Linked DNA regions of Mus musculus: region 1 is linked to region 2. Evidence: chromatin contacts called from ENCODE Hi-C data. All regions are on one chromosome and are shown on one strand. Each heading gives the region's core, a stretch centred on a gene start or an enhancer-like site at or near the end of the contact. The rest is flanking DNA. Distances are from core to core; before and after follow the strand shown.

Region 1 (6,054 bases), core at 1,967-4,466, 66 kb before region 2:
TGTAAAAGCTTTTCCCTCTGTGAGTGTTATTCTTTTCTCCTGGTTCAATAGAAATGTATTACTTCAAACTTCCCCCTAGCCTGACAAGCAAGAGGCATCTGGACAATAGGGAAAAGACTCTAGCAATTAATCCTTTACTTAATCTCCTGCTGTTTTAGGACGAAACTGCAGTTTCTGGCCTCAGAGGATCACAGAAGGCAGGTCAGCTACAATAGCATAGTGACTTTGACTTAGATAAATAAACCTTTTATTACACAGCAACCCTAAATATCTTGTACAGTCTTACACCCGGAATCTCGTAAAACAAAGTCTAACCCATGAATCTCGTAAGACAAAGTCTTACCCTCCACTGACACTCTTCCCCCTCCACTGCCTCAAGAAGAATCAACAAGAAAGAAGACACACACACACACACACACACACACACACACACCCATTGGGGCTGCCCCTCCCCCTGGCATGGAACAATGTCTCAAAATATTCTCTTCAACTAAGATGAGGTGCTTTAAAGCTCAAAAACAAAAACAATGCAGAGCTGCCTCAACTGTTGAGCATGGTTGGGATTATGGCTCTCCATTCATAGAGTGACGCTTGTCTTTTCCTGGTCAGTCTCAGTCTGGGACCTGATGTTCCAATGCTGTACTTTCCATGCCTTTTCTTTTACTTCTTGTAATTTTTTCTCATTGTTTAGCATGGAGGTTAAGTCAAAATATTTACAATTCCTGCGTTTTGTTACCTATCAAATGTGCTTCTCACGTATTGATTCTATGGTTTGTGGTTTCATAGGTACCAGCCCATGGGAATGGACCACAGACCCACTGTGGCCTCACACCATGAGGGGTACAGTAACCAATCAGAGAAGAAAGGATCACCAACCCTAGACAACCTCTGCCATCCTTTGCCCAAACTAAGCTTTCCTAAGGCTGCCCTCAAAAGTCACAATCATCCCAGTGAGCCACATCCCACTTTCCAGGATGCTTAGGGATAGACGGAAGACCTAGTGGTGGCTTTGAGATTCACTACTGGTCTTCATTTTAACAAAATGAGGCAAATCAAAGGCAGTAAAGAGGATAAACAATGCACAGGACAGAGTCCAGGAGAAATCTGCCCAGGTTGGATCTGACCTTTTCCAGTGAAGTCCAAAGGACAGCAATCAAGTATCTGTTGATATGTGTGCAGAAAATTGCAAACCTGGGAGCACTGCTGTCTTGGTGCAGCAATACTTGATGGCCAGGGATTCAGTCCCTGCTTCCCGTTGTGGACAATGCACACCTATGCTGCTGAGATGAATATGCAGACTCCAGCCCACCTAAAGTCACATGATCCTGACAGATAAAAGTTGGTCACATGGCTGAGAGGACATGGACTGAGGATGAAGGGAAGAAGATAGTAGCAGCAGGCAGAGGGTTAGCAGAACATCCAAGCCTCTCTTAAGAGCTAGATATAGAGAGGAAACCCATTACAGCACAGTGTGTTACATCCCTCACCTTTCTGTGCACTTACCTCACAAGGGCTCACTTACCTGATGTAGGAAAATCCAGCCTGAGTCAGCCCATCCCCCACTGGGGCCAGCACCCTGTAAGCACCACTGCTTCTCTTAGATAATGGCATGTATGACACAGACAGGTAGAGGTGAGAGGCCAAATGTGTTGTCCGAGCACTGACACGCAGGTTAAATCATAAGGCACCAAAAGTTACCCTTGAAGGGCCTGGAGCAAACCATGAGGAACCCAGCAGCCTGATTCTGTCAGTGACCTGAGCAAGCTGTCTCCCTAATCCCCTTTCTAATCATGATCCATGCTGGTGTCCTACCTCCCATACAGGTGTCCTTTCAGACCAAATTGGGGCTCATGAAAGACCCTTGTCTCTGCCCCAACCTATGGTGCCATTCTATAGAACTCTGTTGGGCAGGGCTATGAATCATGGACAGGAAGAGGAAACAGGCTTAGAGGCATCAGGCCAGCAATCTGCATAGAGTCCCACACAGGCTCCCGTGACACACAGGTGGTCAGTACAGGGGTGGCATCTACCTCAGAGAGGAGGAGACCCATGTGTAGTCATTACTGTGGGGCTGCAGGGTATGGTCTCAGCCATGCTCCTGCCTCCCTTCTGCCACACTAAAGGTACAATAGAGAGAGTCTGAACTTTGATCTTTAGAGGTCTAGATCCCCAACAAGAACTGGGACTGAGCCTCTGCTGACCCTAGTGAAGGTGAGCTGCTATGTGCTGAGTGCCCTGCAGTGCCCAGCACACAGGTGCCATTGTTTGAAGGCTCAGAAGTCATCTTTCTTTTTTCCTCATGGCTGTTCACCCTGACCACAGGCCTCTGGCATGAGGAAGAAAACTTCTATTTATCTCCAGGTAGAAGACTGTTCCCAGGTGAGATTTACCCCCCCCCCCAAGAAACAAGGGGTGAATAAGAAACAGAGGCCAGCATGTGACATGTCCCTGTACCAAATTAGTGGCATGCAAGATTCTCAGATCACTTCTCAGCTTCCTCAGACTGGGTCTGAGAAATTCTGTGTTCTATGTTGTGGTGTCTTATCAACTGGATGACCACAGACCTGCACTGAAGATGGCAATGCTTCAGCTGCCTTCCCCAACTGGTCCTCACTTAACAAGGACTCTAGCTGCCTTCCCACCACAACCTCTCCCTTTCCCATAGGGCCTCTACCTGCCTTTCCTCACTGATCTTCACTTGCCCACAGGGATTTCAGCTTCCTTCCACCACTGCCCTAGTTTTGCTCATAAAAGCTCCAGACTCTTCCCTTCAACTTCAGGAGACAGCTTTGCACTGCTCAGAAACCCACAGAAACCATTGACTGGATGCCAATCAACCCTCATGCCCCCCAACAAAGTGCTCCATGAAGGTCTAGGAGGTCTCATTCCTCTCTGAGGCAATGTCCTCAAGCCCTCAAAGATTTGCATGGGTAGCATACCAGATGAATTTACTGCACACAACGATCAGATCATCCATCTTGAAGCAGGAGTCCACTAGACAGCTGCCTACCATGTTCAGCCCAGCAGAATCAACATGCTCAGCTCCTGGAAGGGACTGAACAACAGCGGCCCCTCCCTACACTTGGCCAAGCAAAACAAAGGAATGAGGTTGGTGGTAGTAGAGGACAAAGGGCAACCCTGGCACTCCTTTATAAGGTGGCAGGATCCTATCCTTATAAAGGAAGCTTGGTGCTTCCTGATCCTAGGTGTTGTATTGAGTGTTGGTCATTGGCCTCTGGGAAGCCTGGGCAGCAGTGGGGCAACCATGGAGTTGCTGACTGGAACTGGTTTGTGGTCTGTGGCCATATTCACGGTCATCTTCCTGATTCTGGTGGACCTGATGCACCGGCGCCAGCACTGGACTTCTCGCTACCCACCAGGCCCTGTGCCATGGCCTGTGCTGGGTAACCTGCTGCAGGTGGACCTGGATAACATTCCATACAGCTTGTACAAGGTGAGTGACTTAGTGGTGGGTGGTATATGAAGTTATGTTGTTTGTATCAGCACATAGTAGGGGTCGAGCAACTGGTCAGACAGGGAACTGGGCCCCCAATTTTTTGGTGGCATCCACTGGGACTTTCTAGGGCAATAGTTTTGGGGGATAAATTCCAGGTGGTGAAGCAGGATGTGATGGCAACGTTCAGTCTGGTTGGACGAGCAGTAGCCATAGAGGTCCCAAGGCCCTTATGGTCCGTACAAAGATGAGGTCTTGGGCTGCTTTGGGGTCTACTGCCCATCTCAGTTAGGACACCGAGTACAGAGAGGGTTTGTGGTTGCCTGAATATCTTGCTGCTGTGCTATCTGGCCTATCAAAGAACCAGAATTTCTTCATGCATATTGACATGCCAAGGGATCCCAAGACAGTTTTCTGGCTCTGGCAAGATCACCACTAGGGTGTCACATTAATATAATTCCTTTGCTGAACTTAAAAGATAAGACACCACAGTGGTAAGGATCTTCAGATTGGGGATAGGGCTCAGTGAGGAGCAGTTTCCCAGGATATTTGAGGAGCAAGGTTCAATAACAAGCAACACACACACACAAATACACATGTACACACACACAGAGACACACATGGAAACCCATACACATATGAATACATACTCACATTCAAATATACAAACATGCATGGGTAAACATACACAAATATGCACATACAGACTCAGAAACTGCCTGTGCATGCTCACATTTTGACAATTGTACTGGCTGTTTTTACGTGTCAACTTGACACAAGCTGGAGTTATCATAGAGAAAGGAGCCTTGAGGAAATGCCTCCATGAGATCCAGCTGTAAGGCATTTTTCTCAGTTAATGATCAAGGGTGGGAGGGCCCATTGTGGGTGGTGACATTCCTGGGATGGTAATCTTGGGTTCTTTAAGAAAGCAAGCTGAACCGGGCATGGTGGTGCACGCCATTAATCCTAGCACTCAGGAGGCAGAGGCAAGCAGATTTCTGAGTTTGAGGCCAGCCTGATCTACAAACAAAATGAGTTCCAGGACAGCCGGGGCTATACAGAGAAACCCTGTCTCGAAAAAGAAAACAAACAGAAAGAAAGAAAGAAAGAAAGAAAGAAAGAAAGAAAGAAAGAAAGAAAGAAAGAAAGAGAAAGAAAGAAAGAAAGAGAAAAGAAAAAGAAGAAAGAAGGAAAGGAAGGAAGGAAGGAAGGAAGGAAGGAAGGAAGGAAGGAAGGAAGGAAAGAAGGAAGGAAGGAAGGAAGGAAGGAAGGAAGGAAGGAAGCTGAGCAAGCCAGGGGAAGCAAGCCAGTAAGTAGCATCCCTCCATGGCCTCTGCATCAATTCCTGCTTCCTGACCTACTTGAGATCCAGTTCTGACTTCCTTTGGTAATGAACAGCAATGAGGAAGAGTAAGATGAATAAACCCTTTCCTCCCCAGCTTGGTTCTTGGTCATGAAGTTTTGTGCAGGAACAGAAACCCTAAGACAACAATGGTTGTGCAGTGAGCTTAGTTCTATGGTCTGTGGGGACCTCCACTTCCTATGTTTTCTGTCCCTCTTCTTCAGCTTCAAAACCGCTATGGTGATGTGTTCAGTCTGCAGATGGCCTGGAAGCCCGTGGTTGTGATCAATGGACTAAAGGCGATGCAGGAAGTGCTGTTGACCTGTGGCAAGGACACTGCTGACCACCCTCCAGTGCCCATATTTGAGTACCTAGGTTTTAAGAGCAAATCCCAAGGTAAAGAGCTGTGTGGAGGGTGAGAGCTTTGGAGATATGGCAATGAGCCAAGGAAGCATGGGGCATAAATGTGGGTGGGAATGTGGTCAAGCAATTCACAGATAAGTCACTGAAATCCAGGATGACTACCCAGAAGGCATGCGCTGGATTGTGGTGACAAGGATTTGAGAGGCTCATGGCTAGAACAGAACCCAGAGGGGAAGAGAATTGATGAGAGCAGGAGACAGCAGATTTGGGTATTCTTGGTTACACACAGATGTGTCTGCAGGTGTGGTCCTTGCATCTTACGGGCCCGAGTGGCGAGAGCAGAGGCAATTCTCTGTATCCACCCTGCGAAACTTCGGCCTGGGCAAGAAATCTCTGGAGGAGTGGGTAACCAAGGAGGCCAAACACCTCTGTGATGCCTTCACCGCCCGGGCTGGTGGGTGATGGGTGAGGGATGTAGTTGGGCACAGGGAGACATGGACAGTCCATTGACTTGCTTGCATCTCCACTCCATCTCCACTCCCAGGGCAGTCCATCAATCCCAACACCATGCTGAACAACGCTGTGTGCAATGTGATTGCATCTCTCATTTTTGCCCGTCGCTTTGAATATGAAGACCCTTTCCTCATCAGGATGCTAAAAATGCGGGAAGAAAGTTTGAAAGAAGTCACTGGCTTCATTCCTGGGGTAGGGGGTTCAGGGCAACCTATAGGGCCAGTGCTGTGTGATCCATCTTCCCTGGAGGACGATGTATGCTAAGGCTGTGGGAGAGGCCTTCTGGAGATCAACTGCAGAGGCTATGCCTGTTGAAAACTGTTCCATGAAAGGAGGGGAGAAGTGGACCAAGATCAGGATTTTCAGAAAGGGAGAGAACCTG
Region 2 (5,745 bases), core at 19-2,518:
GAAACCAAGATGCTCAAAGATGGGCACTGGAGGGCGGTCAGCAGTGTCCTCTCCACAGGTCAACAGCACTTCCTTCATTGCCTTCATTCTGTTGATCACAACCATAGGCTTCCAGGCCATCTGTAGGCTAAACACGTCACCATAGCGGTTTTGAAGCTGAAGTAGAGGGACAAAGCACATAGGAAGTAGAGGTGCCCACAGATCATAGAACCAGGCTCACTGAATAACAATGTCAGTGTGAGAGAGTGCAAGGCACTTTCTATGTGTGTGAGTGCACATTTGTGTATGTTTACACATACATGTTTGTGTGTGTGAATTTAAGTATGTGTGTATATGTGTATGTGAGTCCATGCATCTAGCTGTCTCTCTCTGTCTCTCTCTCTGTATTTGTGTGTGTACATGTATATTTGTATGTGTTCTTGTTATTAAACTTTGGTCCTCATGTATCCTGGGAAAATGCTCTTCCCTGAGCTCCATCCCCAGCATAAGGCTGCCTACCACTGTGGTGTCTTATTTTTAAGTTCAGCAAAGTAATCACAGTAGATGTGACACCCCAGTGGTGACCTTGCCAGAGCCAGAAACTGTCCTGGGTTCTTTAGCATGTCAACATTCACTAAGAAACTGGTTTCTCAGGATGGGCAGTGAGGCCAGAGAGCACACAGCAGCAAGAGATTCAGGCAGCCACAGTCCCTCTCTACACTCTGTGTCCTGACTGTCTGTGGTGGTAGACCTCACAGCAGGCAAAGACCTTGTTTTTGACAGGGCCATAATGGACTTGGGATCTCTATGGCTGCTGCCCTGTATAAACACACTAAATCCTGCTGTCACATCCTGCTTCATCTCCTCGACTTTTTCCCCATAAACGTTTGCTCTAGGTACTCCCAGTGGCTGCTACCAAAACATTTCTAAGCCTGTTCCCTCTTGGGGGGTCTATATCCCAGTCTGACCTGTAGTTCAAACCCTACTATGTGCCACTAAGGACACCATAACTTCATATACCATCCATCGCTAAGTCACTCACCTTGTACAAGCTGTATGGCATATTATTTAGGTCTACCTGCAGCAGGTTACCCAGCACAGGCCATGGCACAGGGCCTGGTGGGTAGCAAGAAGTCCAGCTCTGGCGCCGGTGCATCAGGTCCACCAGTAATATGAAGATGACTGTGAATATGGCCACAGACCACAGGTCAGTCCCAGTCAGCAGCTCCATGACTGCCCCACTGCTTCCCAGGCTTCCCAGAGACCAATGAAAAACGCTACATCAAACACCTAGGATCAGGATCCTTCTGCCTTATAAAGGAGTGCCAGGGTTGCCCTTTGTCTTCTGTGTCCTGCCCCAACCCAGTGTTTTGTTTGACCTGGTGTAGGGAGGAGCCAGTGATGTTTAGTTTCTTCCAGAAGCTGCTGATTCTGCTGGGCTGAACATGGAATGCAGATGTCTAGTGGACTCCTGCTTCAAGATGGATGATCTGATCATTCTGTGCAGAAAATTCATTGTTATGCTACCCATGCAATTCTTTGAGGGCTTGAGGTGTTGGGCAGTGGGTGTGGGGGAAAAGAGGGAGTGGGAGAAAACCCCCGTCCCGCCAGAGTTCCGGTGCTCTGGTTGGTCAGACATGGAAGGACTGCCACTTGCTTTATATGCCACCCCAGGTGGGTGTCTGGTTGTAGGAAGCCAGGGACCCCAGCTTGGTGGATAGTGTGAACAAGAGGCAGTAGTAGGTAACAGGTTCTCGGTCTTGGGCATCTCACACTGGATACTGTGGGAGTGCTGAGACAAATGGGGGTTCTGAGGGTGATTCAGTCAGCCCCAGGCCGAGGAGAGGTCAGGGGGAGAGGGGGGTGAAGGGTGGTTCCCACACTGGAAAGAGTCCTTGGTCGTGCCCATGGCTGGAGCACAGGAAGCCCTTCCAGAAGGAGGTTAAACACAGCTCCTTAGGGGAAAGCCTATCCCCTGGTTCAAGCATGGCAGGCCTTGAGGATCAAAGACAGTCTATGGTTTTAGAGCTTTATTGTAGAAAGGCAGGGTGAAAGAGAGAAGGTAGAAAGAGAGAGGGAGGCTGGCAATGGCCACATGGAGAAAGCAGGGGCAAGGGAGAGAGAGAAGGAGGGCTAGAGAGGAGAGTAAGAAAGGTGAGAGCTAAGGAGAGCAAGGAGGGGCCAAGCAGCTCCTTTTATAGTGGGCTGGGATATCAGGTAACTGTGGGGAGGAGTATACCTGGCTACAGTCAGGTAACTTTAGTTGTGTGTGTGTGTGTGTGTGTGTGTGTGTGTGTGTGTGTGTGTGTGTGTGTGTAAAGTCTAGCCAGAATGCCAGAAGCTTGGGACATTCTCTGTGTGACTTATACTCAAAGAATTTTGGAGTTGAGGACTCTGTGGTGTCAGGCACCTGTCTCTGGGAATGTGACTCAGTGTTCTATTCCTTGTAGAGTTTTCTACTGGGTTGCCAAAGCAAGCCTCATTCAACCAAAATAGGCTGCTTATCACAGTCCTACATTGAGGATACTGCCTCAAAGAGGAATGAAACCTCCTAGATCTTCATGAAGCACTTTGTTGGCAGGAAATGAGGATTGACTGGCATCCTGTCAATGGCTTCTGTGTGTGAGAGATCAGTGGAAGACTGTCTCCTGCAGTTGAGGGAAAGAGGATGAAGCCCCTAAGGGCAAAAGAAGGCCAGTCAGGGAGGGAAGCTGGAATCCTTGAGGACGAGTGTGGGCCAGTGGTGGGAAGGCAGGTAAAGCCACTATTGAAAAGTGAAAGGTAGTGGTGCGAAGGCAGCTAAAGGCTCTGTTGATTAGTGAGGGGCAGTGGGGAAGGCAGCTGGAGCATGTGCCATCTTCACTACAGGTCTGTGGTCATCCAGTTGATCAGGCAGCAAGACATAAAACACAAGATTTCTCAAACTCAGCCTGGGAAGCTGAGAAATGATCTGAGAATCTTGTGGGCAGAGGTTGGCTAGTGTTGGTTAGACTTTCATCCCTGGGAGGTTACTGTACCCCTCATGGTGCAAGGCCACTTCAGGACTGTGATCCATTACCATAGTTTTCTCTGGTTAGAGCTTGTTCCTTAGGTGATTATGTTAGCCTCTATCAGCAGACCTGGGAGACTAGTTCCCTCCTTAGTTTCAGTGGTTCGAGTACTCTCTGCTGGCAAGCTCTCCTCTTGCAGGGAAGGTGCCCAGATATTTGGTGTTCGAACCTGCCTCCTGGTAGAAGTTTTTTTCCACTCACTAGAGGTCTTAAGATCCCGTGGAGGGTCCTGTGAGAACCTTGGGAGTGTTCAGAAACTCTGAGTGCAAGGAACCCCGGTGCTAGACTGGACTGGAAGGGATTTGTGCCCCTGATCAGGCCGGCTTATCTGCTTCCCTAGTTAATTCAGTCTCAGGTCCCACACGATTGGATTGGAGCAGACACTGTGTTCCACTCACCAGGGGTCTTAAGATCCCGTGGGGGATCCTGTGGATGTCTTTGGGGGTGTCCGGAGACTCCCCGGGCAAGGATCCCCGGTGCTGGAGTCAATCCCCAACATTTAAAGCTTGTTGAATAAGAGCAAAATCATGTAAGAAAAGCGTTTAGAGAAATCAGCTAACAAAATATCATCCCTATAATGTATAATATACATAGAAAGATGCAAAGTCCTAACTTCTTGTATTGAAGCAACAAACATTTTTTTTTTAAACATAAGACAGGGTTTTTAGCCATTCCTTCAGGCAAAACTATTCCAACAATATCTATTGCTTAAGTGACAAGCACACTAAATACAAACCTTTTACAATCATCAAGATGCAAAGAAATACTATAAAACGAATGTTTTAAATCTGCACCAATTTTATACCTACTTTTTGGAATCGCAGAGCAGGAGATCCCATACTTCCTTTAATCTTTTATAAATCTTGCAATAATCTCCACTTCCTTGATTTTTTCTCAATTAAAAATATGGGTGATTAAAATCTTGAGATATGATTGAATTGTAAAAAGTAGCTAATGGAACATTGGCAGTTTGACTATAATTTTAAAGTTTCTTCTCCAATATTAAAGCATAACCATAATTTTGGAAAGCAAAACCAAATGTTAACAGTGTCTGCTCTTTCTAAAATGAATAACAAGTTCATAAGTATCATGTTACAAAGTTTGGTTTCCAGTTCTTATATATGAATGCATGACTGTGCAGCTTCTAATATCTAATTATTTTAAATCATATCTTTTATGAATCCGGTTTCTAGGACAAGAATTATATAAAATATTATTCCAATTTAGGGATATCTCTAGAGTCTTTTTTCCCTAGGTTGGCTCATTGCATGTATTGTTCTCTAGAATGGCTCCCACTAAGTTTCCAGTTTTAAGCCAAATTTCTGTTACCAATGTACAAATTTTTAGGTACTTGCAGAGAATAGGGTCAGTTCTTAGGTCAAAGCCGAAGTAATAAAACAAGGTAATAAACAAAGAGACCAAGCAGGTCAATAAACATAACCCCTGTTCTCTGTTTTTAGGGGCTTAAGAAGATGACCAAGGTAAAAGGAATGCCACACATTTTTCAGTAGAGATTTCCTTGAGCTTTGTATTAACCTAAATGTGAATATTTTAACTGAGCCTACTTCCTTGAGCCCAGTGACAAGTCCTGGCAAAAATTCTAGAAGCAACCCCAAATTCTCTGCCCAAGGGAGTAATGAACTTGGGGCAACCTTCTACCCAGCTAAATTTAGATCCAGGCATGGTATTATAAGCTATTAATCCCAGGAGGCAAAGACAAACAGTTCTCTGATTTCAAGGCCAGCAGAAAAAAGAGGAAGTTCTAGGTGAAGAAAAACTTAAATCCAGGCTGGGTAGACCCACACCTTTAATCCCAGTGTTTAGGAGACAGGCAAGAAAATCTCTGAGTTCAAAGAAATTTATACTGCAAGTTTCAGGACATCCAAGCTTAGGCAGAGAAAGAGTTGGAAAACAGAAATTTGGTGATAAGGCAACAGAACTCTGCAGCTTTGGCCACGTGGCTCTGGCTTTAGAGTCCATAATAAAAGGAACTACTGGAACAATTGATGCTGGTTAGCTGGAACTAAGAAATTAGTGGTGAATAAGAAGCAAACAGTATAACTTCTGGTGAAGACTTCTGGGAAATGTTTTCTGAGAGCACAAAGAAGCTGTGTTCCAGAGATAGCCAAGTTGGTACCTTGTGTAGTACCTGTACTTGGTAATGTACATTGTACGAGTGATGAAGTGGTACCGATTGTGAAGGCAAAATGGGGTGATGAAGAGCTGCTGAGGCTTGGCACTGTGAGAGGCCATGGAAGGCTTTTGGTGAATGCACAGCCTCAGTTGCAGTTGATGTTCCAGGACTGAAAGGGTCATGCAAAGAAGTCGAGGCTTGAACCCAATAAGAGAGCCTATGCTGAGGAGAAGGGTAATCCTGTAGGAGGACCAGCAGTCTCAAATAATCTGGATCCCCAAGATCTCTCAAACACTGGACCACTAAACAGACAGCATATACCAGCTGATATGAGGCCCCCAACATACATTCAGTAGAGGACTTCAGATCTGTGTTCATTCAGAAATGATGTACCTAACCCTTAAGAGACTGGAGGCCCCAGAGAGTTTAGAGTTCAGGTGGGTTGTGGAGTGAGAGCATCTATGTGGCAAATTGGGTGGAGTGGGGAGGAGGCATGGGATGTGGAGCAGACATAGGGTGGATGGGGGAGGGGAGGAAATGGAATATAGAGTAGAAAAAAATAAATTAAGTATAACATTAATT

Evidence for each region. Hi-C counts contacts between places; a loop is a spot of excess contacts on that map.
Region 1: a map of T-helper 1 cell shows a loop between it and region 2 (1.8-fold over the local background). The contact joins the promoter of Cyp2d34 here to the promoter of Cyp2d12 in region 2. A Hi-C loop is called at or near these places in 3 of 37 maps with a recorded cell type or tissue (T-helper 1 cell, T-helper 17 cell and T-helper 2 cell).

Annotation. Positions count from the first base shown.
Region 1 is chr15:82,618,069-82,624,122 of GRCm38, reverse strand. It overlaps Cyp2d34 (cytochrome P450, family 2, subfamily d, polypeptide 34), which reads left to right and starts at 3,216. Exons shown (of 9, transcript NM_145474.2): 1 at 3,216-3,454; 2 at 5,021-5,192; 3 at 5,461-5,613; 4 at 5,704-5,864. The coding sequence starts at 3,266.
Region 2 is chr15:82,550,612-82,556,356 of GRCm38, reverse strand. Cyp2d12 (cytochrome P450, family 2, subfamily d, polypeptide 12) reads right to left here and starts at 1,268. Exons shown (of 9, transcript NM_201360.2): 1 at 1,022-1,268; 2 at 1-156. The coding sequence starts at 1,210.